Linked DNA regions of Homo sapiens: region 2 is linked to region 1. Evidence: read pairs that join two places in POLR2A ChIA-PET (ENCODE). Cell type or tissue: K562. All regions are shown on one strand.

The links. ChIA-PET counts read pairs that join two places held together with the same protein. Peaks named below come from ENCODE experiments on the same cell type or tissue, not always from the same donor. Only the 100,000 strongest peaks of a DNase experiment are listed, where the experiment ranks them.
Region 2: POLR2A ChIA-PET joins it to region 1 with 6 read pairs; 2 of 35 experiments call an interaction of 5 or more read pairs at or near these places.

Annotation. Positions count from the first base shown.
Region 1 is chr5:77,465,052-77,469,051 of GRCh38, reverse strand. The region is part of intron 2 of WDR41 (WD repeat domain 41); the gene reads left to right. Among named protein-coding and RNA genes, the nearest start is that of WDR41, 25 kb to the left of the region's middle. In K562, no CTCF peak of the experiment used is centred here; no DNase peak of the experiment used is centred here.
Region 2 is chr5:77,879,955-77,883,954 of GRCh38, reverse strand. No RefSeq gene overlaps it. Among named protein-coding and RNA genes, the nearest start is that of TBCA, 110 kb to the right of the region's middle. RefSeq lists an enhancer at 3,869-3,938. In K562, no CTCF peak of the experiment used is centred here; DNase peaks (open chromatin) are centred at 2,304 and 3,814.

The DNA of each region.
Region 1 (4,000 bases):
GTATTCCATGGTGTATATGTGCCACATTTTCTTAATCCAGTCTATCATTGATAGACATTTGGGTTGAAGAGAGACAACTTTTTTCAACAAAAAGATTGCAAGGAAGAAAAAGATGGAGAACAAAACCATAGAAAAAAGAGACTTTAGAGATATATCAAGCAGTTGTGCTATATAGACCTTATTTAGATCCTGCGTCTTACTGTACAAAAAAAATGATGAGATGATCATGGAAACTGTATAGTATTTTAGTTTTATCATGCATTAGAAAGTACTTGCAGGTTAGGTGGAAAGTTAACCACTGGGGTGCCTGTACTGCCATAATAATGTCGTATTAAGATTTTTATTTTTTCAGTGCCTTATGTAGACATTGAATACAGGAAGATTTATGGTTCAGGTTTATGGACTATACTTTTTATGTCCTTTAAGGTAACATTTGAATTTTTGGGACCTTCACTTAGTTGAAAGGCCTTCACATGAGTAAGAACTATTAAATGAGCATTTAGCTATTGGACATAAGAATTATTGTGAAAACAATTTATTTTTTACAAATCTTTATTAAGCTTTGCTGTAGTTTTCAGCCCACTGTTGGAAGGAACGAGAGAATACTTTCTCAGAGATGTTCAAAGAGAAGATGTTTAGAGGGAATTATTTTTATACATTAAGATGGTTGTAAGTGAGAATTCTCTAAGGACTCATGATCTAGACCCTATAGCATCACATGGTAATGTTGGACTGTGAGTTCTTGAATGGCAAGAACAATCTCTTGATCTTTATTCTTAGGTTTAAGCATCTATATAGTTAGTGCTTAGTAAGTATTGAATTACCGAGTGACTTATGGACTATCATAATAAATTTAGTTCTCATAATTAGGGGATGAGAGGATGAAACATTCTAGGAGGTCTGCCATAGGTCTTTGTTAAACCATGTTTCACCTTGTTGAACTTGTTTTTCATGAATGTAAGTTTTGCTTAGTCATTTAATTGTGTAGTCTCAAGGAGTATTTTTAACAACTTGGGTTTTTTTTGTTTTTTGTGTTTTTTTTGAGATGGAGTCTTGCTCTGTTGTCCAGGCTGGAGAGTGGTGTGATCTTGGACTTGGTTTTAAGTTAAAGAAAAAACCTGAAGTATATGGATAAGAATTGGACAGGAATATGAAAAAATATAGAAATTTATTTTTGTGTGGTAGGGATTCTGGGTTTTAAATTTTTAAGTTTCTATTTTTTGTGGTAGTATATTTACATTAATTATGATAAAAGGAAAATATGGGGTTACATTGCCATCATTAATCAATCTATTTCACAGAGCCCTTGAACACTTAAATGTTTGCTTATGCATTCACTTATTCATTCAACAAGCATTTCTTTAGCACTTAAAACCTGCCAGAGATAATCAGAGATTCATTAGACTGGCAAGTGCCATGTTATAAAGATAAAGATCAATAAATATGGTAATTCTTAGAGTTCATGATTCTAAGAAGCATATTTTTTTCTATTTTGACATCTCTAAAATTTGGACACATCATATAATTGTGTGTTTCAATTGTAATTGGCAGTATGTTTTCCTTAATGGTAAATAAAATAAGAGTGTCTTACAATTGATGTCTTAGATTTGATGAAATACGGTACATTTCTAAACAATCATAAAGTTTTAAGATCTCAAAGCAAGAACCACATGTAAGGTGTCTTCACATTTCCCTAACTCCTAGCACGGAATCACACTGAATACATTTTTTGCTAATCGGTAAAGAAACATTTCTCTCAAAATCTTATCTTTAGGCTTAAGTTTTTGCTTTCTGTTACTTTAGAATGTTTTTAAAAATTAGTATGTAAAATGTTATCTGGCAATATTACTATTCTTCCATTGGATAGAATAGCTTAAACTTTATTGACATTTTAATCCTTTTTTTATTTTATAGTTCATTACTTCTTTTCAGCAGTTACACTATACCTTACAATTAGGAATTCTTGGGTTGTATTTCCATTTCTGATTTGGAGATGGTTGAAGTGTATGCTTGACTGACTAGGATTTAGTTTAAGATAAACTGATAAAGTATAGCTAGTTTTTTGTTATCCATCATAATAGGATGGGTAATTGTAATTTGTGAATGATATCTCAACCCTTTATTAGTTTTTTTATGACAGGTACTAATATGTGTCAAAGTTATACTGGTTTGTATTTTAAAGCTTAATGTTTCCTCTTTAGGGGAGGTAGTAATAAATACTGAAATGGCAAAAAAAAAAAAAAAATGGTAGCAATAGAATATATATAAGAATAGAAGGCCTGAATAATCTACCAACCAGGTAATTGACCTTGCAGCAATAAAAAATTGACTGTGATTTCATGCATTACTATTGAGCCTTATTTAGATTTAACTTTTGTTCCCTACTGATTGAATTAAAGTTTGAGGTTAAATGCTCTATATCCCATTTCTAAACTCTCAGCTGTTCTCAGTCATCTCTCATTGTGAACTCATGAAAGTCAAACATGATAAAACAATCATAAGAAGTTAAAAATTAGGGTTAGAAAAAAAGTATGTATTTTAAACTTGCTGTCTTCTAAATGCAATTTTAAGTTTAAAGAATCAATAGAAATTGATGTTTTATACCAAAGAACACTTAAGACCTTGAGTCCTGCCCTCCCCACCATCACTATACAAATAAAAAGAAATCAATAGGCCCAGAAACATAAGCTGCTAAAGATTTATTTCCAGCAACTATTTTTGATATTCAAGGTACTATTTACTAATCTGATTGAGAAAATGTAGATAATTAAGCATAGGAAATCTATTTTTATTTTAAAAATGATCATTTTCTTTTTAATCTCCGGATCTTTTATATGTTACATTTTAAAATAAGAATAAATGATAGGCATGGATTTAAAAATAACTCTTTGTGATTTTTAGCTAGTTACCTAAATTTAACAGGTCCATTCTGTTAAAAAGATAGGTAGTTCTGTATTTAAAAATTATTAAAAGACTGTCAGACTGTATTTGATCAATTTCATGTCTCCTGAATAATCTTGGTTCTACCAGTAGTAGATGTACTCAAAGGATTTTGAAATAAGAACTGAGTATTGGAATTGTCTGAGCCAGTGAAGGCACTGAACTTTGAAACTGAAGATAAGAAATTTGAACATGAAACTCAGTTTGGAGTGTTAAGGAAAGTATTTCATGACTGAAATAGTGGGATTTTGTTATCTCATAAAGGGGTAAAAAATCCATTAGAACAGATGCTCACATAGCATCTGTTAATTATAAGGGGCCAGTTATATGTCATTCATAGCTGGCTCTCTTTAACACCACTTCTTTCTCTCATACTGAAAAAAAAAAAAAGCCTGAATTTGAGTGAAAGCAATATTATGGGGACAACTTTAAATTGATTCTGAGTCATTAAAAATTATTTACAAACTTGTGGATGACATTAACAGTAAATTATTTGACATGCTTATGATGTGATTATTTATACTACTTTGTTGCGTTAGTATAATAAGATGGTGAATTTTAGTATAATATGGTGATGAATAATCCTGTATGACAGGTTATTCCTTTTGATAGTGTTTATGTTCAGAATATCTTCTACTCTACAGAATTTGGTGATTGTCCCTGTGATATGGTGAATGGGATATAAAAAGGAGAGAGAAGCTATAGCAGACTATCACAGCTCATTTTTCATGCCATAAGACAAGCTTTACCTGTGCATTTCAAGCATCTTCACTAAAAAGCAACAAAAAAACCCTAAAAAATCCTCAAATCTTCCAAACCAAGAACAAAGCATTTATGTGGAAAGACTAAGGAGTTGAGCTGAGCAAAAGAGAGATCTTGACTTTAAATAATAATTATTTACAGAGAGAATAATAGAAGTAATGAATTTATTTAACATCGTAATCACTTCCTAGAATATCACTTCCTGTCACTGAAGGCACTTGTCAGCTTGGTTTCATTTCACTTAAGTCAGGGATTTCTTAAAATCATAGAATTTTAAAGCAAAGAAGGACTTTAAAGA
Region 2 (4,000 bases), 410 kb before region 1:
CTTTTCTCAGGTTTCAGTGTAGATAACACTTCTTCATGGAGACTTTCCCCAGCCTCCCAATCTAAATGAGATCCTCCAATTAGGCTGTCTCTTAGTTCCTCGTCTTTTCCTTCGTTTAATTCATTGTAACTTATAAATATTGTGTGTATTTAACTGTTGACTGCCTTGTGCCCATAGGTTCCATGATCAGGGATTATGCCTGTCTCACCATTACAGCCTGGGGCACAGGTCTGTGTCTGCCGCCTAGCAGTGCTCTGTCTTTAGTTAAAGAATGTGTACTAGTCAGGTCAGAACCACCTGCTGGACATCACATGAGAGAAAAATGGGAGGCTGTCCCTACAAATAAGAACCCTTAATAAATCATCTGAGCATTTTAGGTAGTGTTATTCTTTTCCTACCATACCATAAAATGAATTCTTATACCCTTCATAATTATCAAACTCAGATGACAAAGTTCCTGAAAACCAAGCTTTTCTCTTAATTATTAAATGTGCTACTATGTCCTCTCTGGGTGGACAGATTTGCAAGCACTTGAAAATGGTCAGCAGAGCAAGGTGGCTCATGCCTGTAATCCCAGCACTTTGGGAGGCCGAGGTGGGTAGATCATGAGGTCAGGAGTTCGAGACCAACTTGGCCAACATGATGAAACCTCGCCTCTACTGAAAATACAAAAATTAGCCAAGCATGGTGGCGCACACCTGTAATCTCAGCTACTTGGGAGGGTGAGGCAGGAGAATCGCTTGAACCCGGGAGACAGAGTTTGCAATGAGGTGAGATCTCACCGTTGCACTCCAGCCTGGGTGACGGAGCGAGACTCTGTCAAAAAAAAAAAAAGAAGAAAGAAAGAAAGAGAAAGAAAGGAAGGAAGGAAGGAAAGAAGGAAGGAAGGAAGGAAGGAAATGGGCTAGTGGATCAGCACTTGCTGAGCAACTATCACTGAGCTGCAGAGGCAGATTCTGCAAGGGCACAAGGCCTGGCCCAGCTCTTGGGGCATGATCAGCACAGGCAGAAAGGCAGAGTAAAGTCACATAAAACAATATGTACAAGACAAGTTGCGTCAGCCCCAAATCATGTAATATACACATCCTGCACAAATATCTGCAGTGCACAGTCATTGCCTTCCTGTGTGGGCTGGTGAGGTGGTATGTTAAAGAGCTAGGCACAAGTTGGGGCTCCAATCCTGTATTTGTGAAACTCTGGGCAAGCCACTTTATCTCTCTGGGCCTCAGCTTTCTCTTCTGTACAATGAAGATAATAATAGCTCCCCTTCCTGCTTCATAGAAAAGGGAAGGACAATCACCTTTTATTAAGTCTCTTCTTCATGTCAGGTCCTGTAATAGACATGTTAACATAAGGCTCCGGGCAGGGCGCAGTGGCTCATGCCTGGAACCCTAGCACTTTGGGAGGCTGAGACAGGAGGATCCTCTGAAGTCAGGAGTTTGAGACCAGCCTGGGCAACAAAGCGGAATGCCATTTCTAAAAAGAAAAAAAAAAGAAAAAGAAAAAACCCATAAGGCTCTCATCACACTCTTTCAACAATCCTGAGAAGCTGGCATCACTCATATTTTACAAATAAGATGATGGATGCTCCAGGAGGTGAAGTACTGTGTCTAAGCTCACAGCTGCTAAGAAAGAGACCCGCAATAAGAACGCCAGTCTGACACCAAAGTTTATGCTCTTTCTACTCCTGTCCCAGGTAAACGTAAGGCTTGCTAACTAGAAAGTGTGATACAGATATAAGTATCATTATTTTATGAAAATGCCAGGTCAACCACAGTTAGAAAACTGAGTTTTATCCATTCGTTCACAAATATCATTGAATGTCTTTACTGTGCTTTGTGTACTGTGCCAGATAACTCTCAGTATTATCAGAAGCAATGACTTAAGAGAAAAAGTAAAACGACCAATGATCTTTTCACCGTTTCTCAAAAACTTGTGTCATTGGATTCCTGTAACTAATGTGATTTTCCATAAACTCAAACGGTGATTTTCTGGTTTTGAAATTTCCACCCTCTTTTTTTTTTTTAAAGGAACATATCTATTATATGAAGTGGGCAACACCTGTATGTGAGGCACATTGACGAGTAAACTCTGAGCTGCTGTCACAAGCAGTTAAAAGTAAAAGGCCTTTGTCAAAGCGAGTTAACAAAGTCTATTGTGTGACATGGAATCTTTGACACATTCATCATGCTGGTGTGGACTATCTCAAAACTCAGAGCTGGTGGACTCTAGCCAGCTTCCTTATCATGCGTACAAATGAGTCTGTTTCCACGAGGACCCGCATCATCCTCTCTGCGCTGTTGGCTTTCACTGGAGATGACCCCACAGACCTGTTCCCAAGCATGTGGGACCTGAAATCTAGCAAAGGTAATAAATTTGTTCTGGTGCAGTATCGGAGAGGTGACCATCTATCTCAAGCCCTCATTTGCAGAGGAGGATGTGGGAGCCATGAGGTTAAGAGAGAGGACAAGGACATGGAGCTTATACAGGGGCAAAGCCAGTATTAGGATGAAGGCCCTGTGACTCTCAGCTCAGTGCTCCTTCCTCCTTGTGACCAAGAGTACTGTTGTAGACATGACTGCAGCTCTCTAAGATTTCTGGTTCTCTTCTTCCTCCAGGCATATAGGAGGACTGGCTTTAAGTCAGGTGTGGCCATATGACTCACCTTGGCCCGTGAAAGGTGAGGGGGGCCTGTAATCCAGCACTTTGGGAGGCCCAGGCGGGCAGATCACTTGAGGCCAGGAGTTCAAGACCAGCCTGGCCAACATGGCAAAACTCCACCTCTACTAAAAATACAAAAATTAGCCGAGGGTGGTGGTGCGTGCTTATAGTCCCAGCTACTTGGGAGGCTGAGGCATGAGAATCGCTTGAATCCAGGAAGTGGAGGTTGCAGTGAGTCAAGATCGTGCCACTGCACTCCAGCCTGGGTGACAGAGCAAGACAAGACTCTGTCTCCTAAAAAAAAAAAAAAAAAAAAAAAAAGTAAGGGGATTTATGTCACTTCTGGGCAAGCACATTTAGGAGTCATGTTGTAACTTTTCATGCCCTCTTTCTGTGCGATGGTGAATCCTGAAGCATTGTATTGTGATGTTGACTTAAGATCTAATGAGATGGTGGAGTCTCTGTCTGCCTGAGTCCCTGAGTGACTAGGATACTTAGAGCCTCCTAACCAATCTGCTTTGGGTGTGTCGTATGAATAAGACTTGTTTCATAGTGTAACTAGTTAACTAGTTCATCCTGACTATTGCAAGTGCCCACCATGACAGGATGGACCAAGGTGCAGAGTAGTGTTTGTGACTATGACAAAGAGGAGAACTAAACAACTCACTAAGAATAAGCTGGCCCAGTGCAGTGGCTCACGCCTGTAATCCCAGCACTTTGGGAGGCCAAGGTGGACGGATCACTTGAGGTCAGGAGTTTGACTCCAGGCTGGCCAACATGGTGAAACCCCGTGTTTACTACAAATACAAAAATTAACCAGGCATGGTGGTGCATTCTTGTAATCCCAGCTACTTGGGAGGCTGAGGCAGGAGGATTGCTTGAACCCGGGAGGTGGAGGTTGCAGTGAGCTGAGATCATGCCACTTTACTCCAGCTTGGGCAACAGAGCAAGACTGTCTCAAAGAAAAAAAAAAGAAAGAAAAAGAAAAAAAAAAAAGGCAGGACCTCTTTCCTGTCCCCCAGGGCAGCCCCTGGCAGAGTGAACTTCAAGTCAGAGTGAACTTTGAGTCAGAGAGAGTGGGGTTTCCCTCACTGACCTCTCTGAGCTGGCGGTGCAATCCTGGCTGCATCAGTGAATCCTCCTGTGAGTCAGCCCCTTTATCTGTGAAGCAGGGATAACAAGTTCGTACTTGCAGGTCTGTTGTCAGCGTCAGTTTTCTGACACAGGTCACAGTATAGCTCAAAAATGTCTGTTGGGGGAAGAAAGTTGGTTGGTTAATCCCACACGCAGAGTCCTGCCCAAAGACATAAAAAAAAAAGAAAAAGAAAAAGAAAAAGAA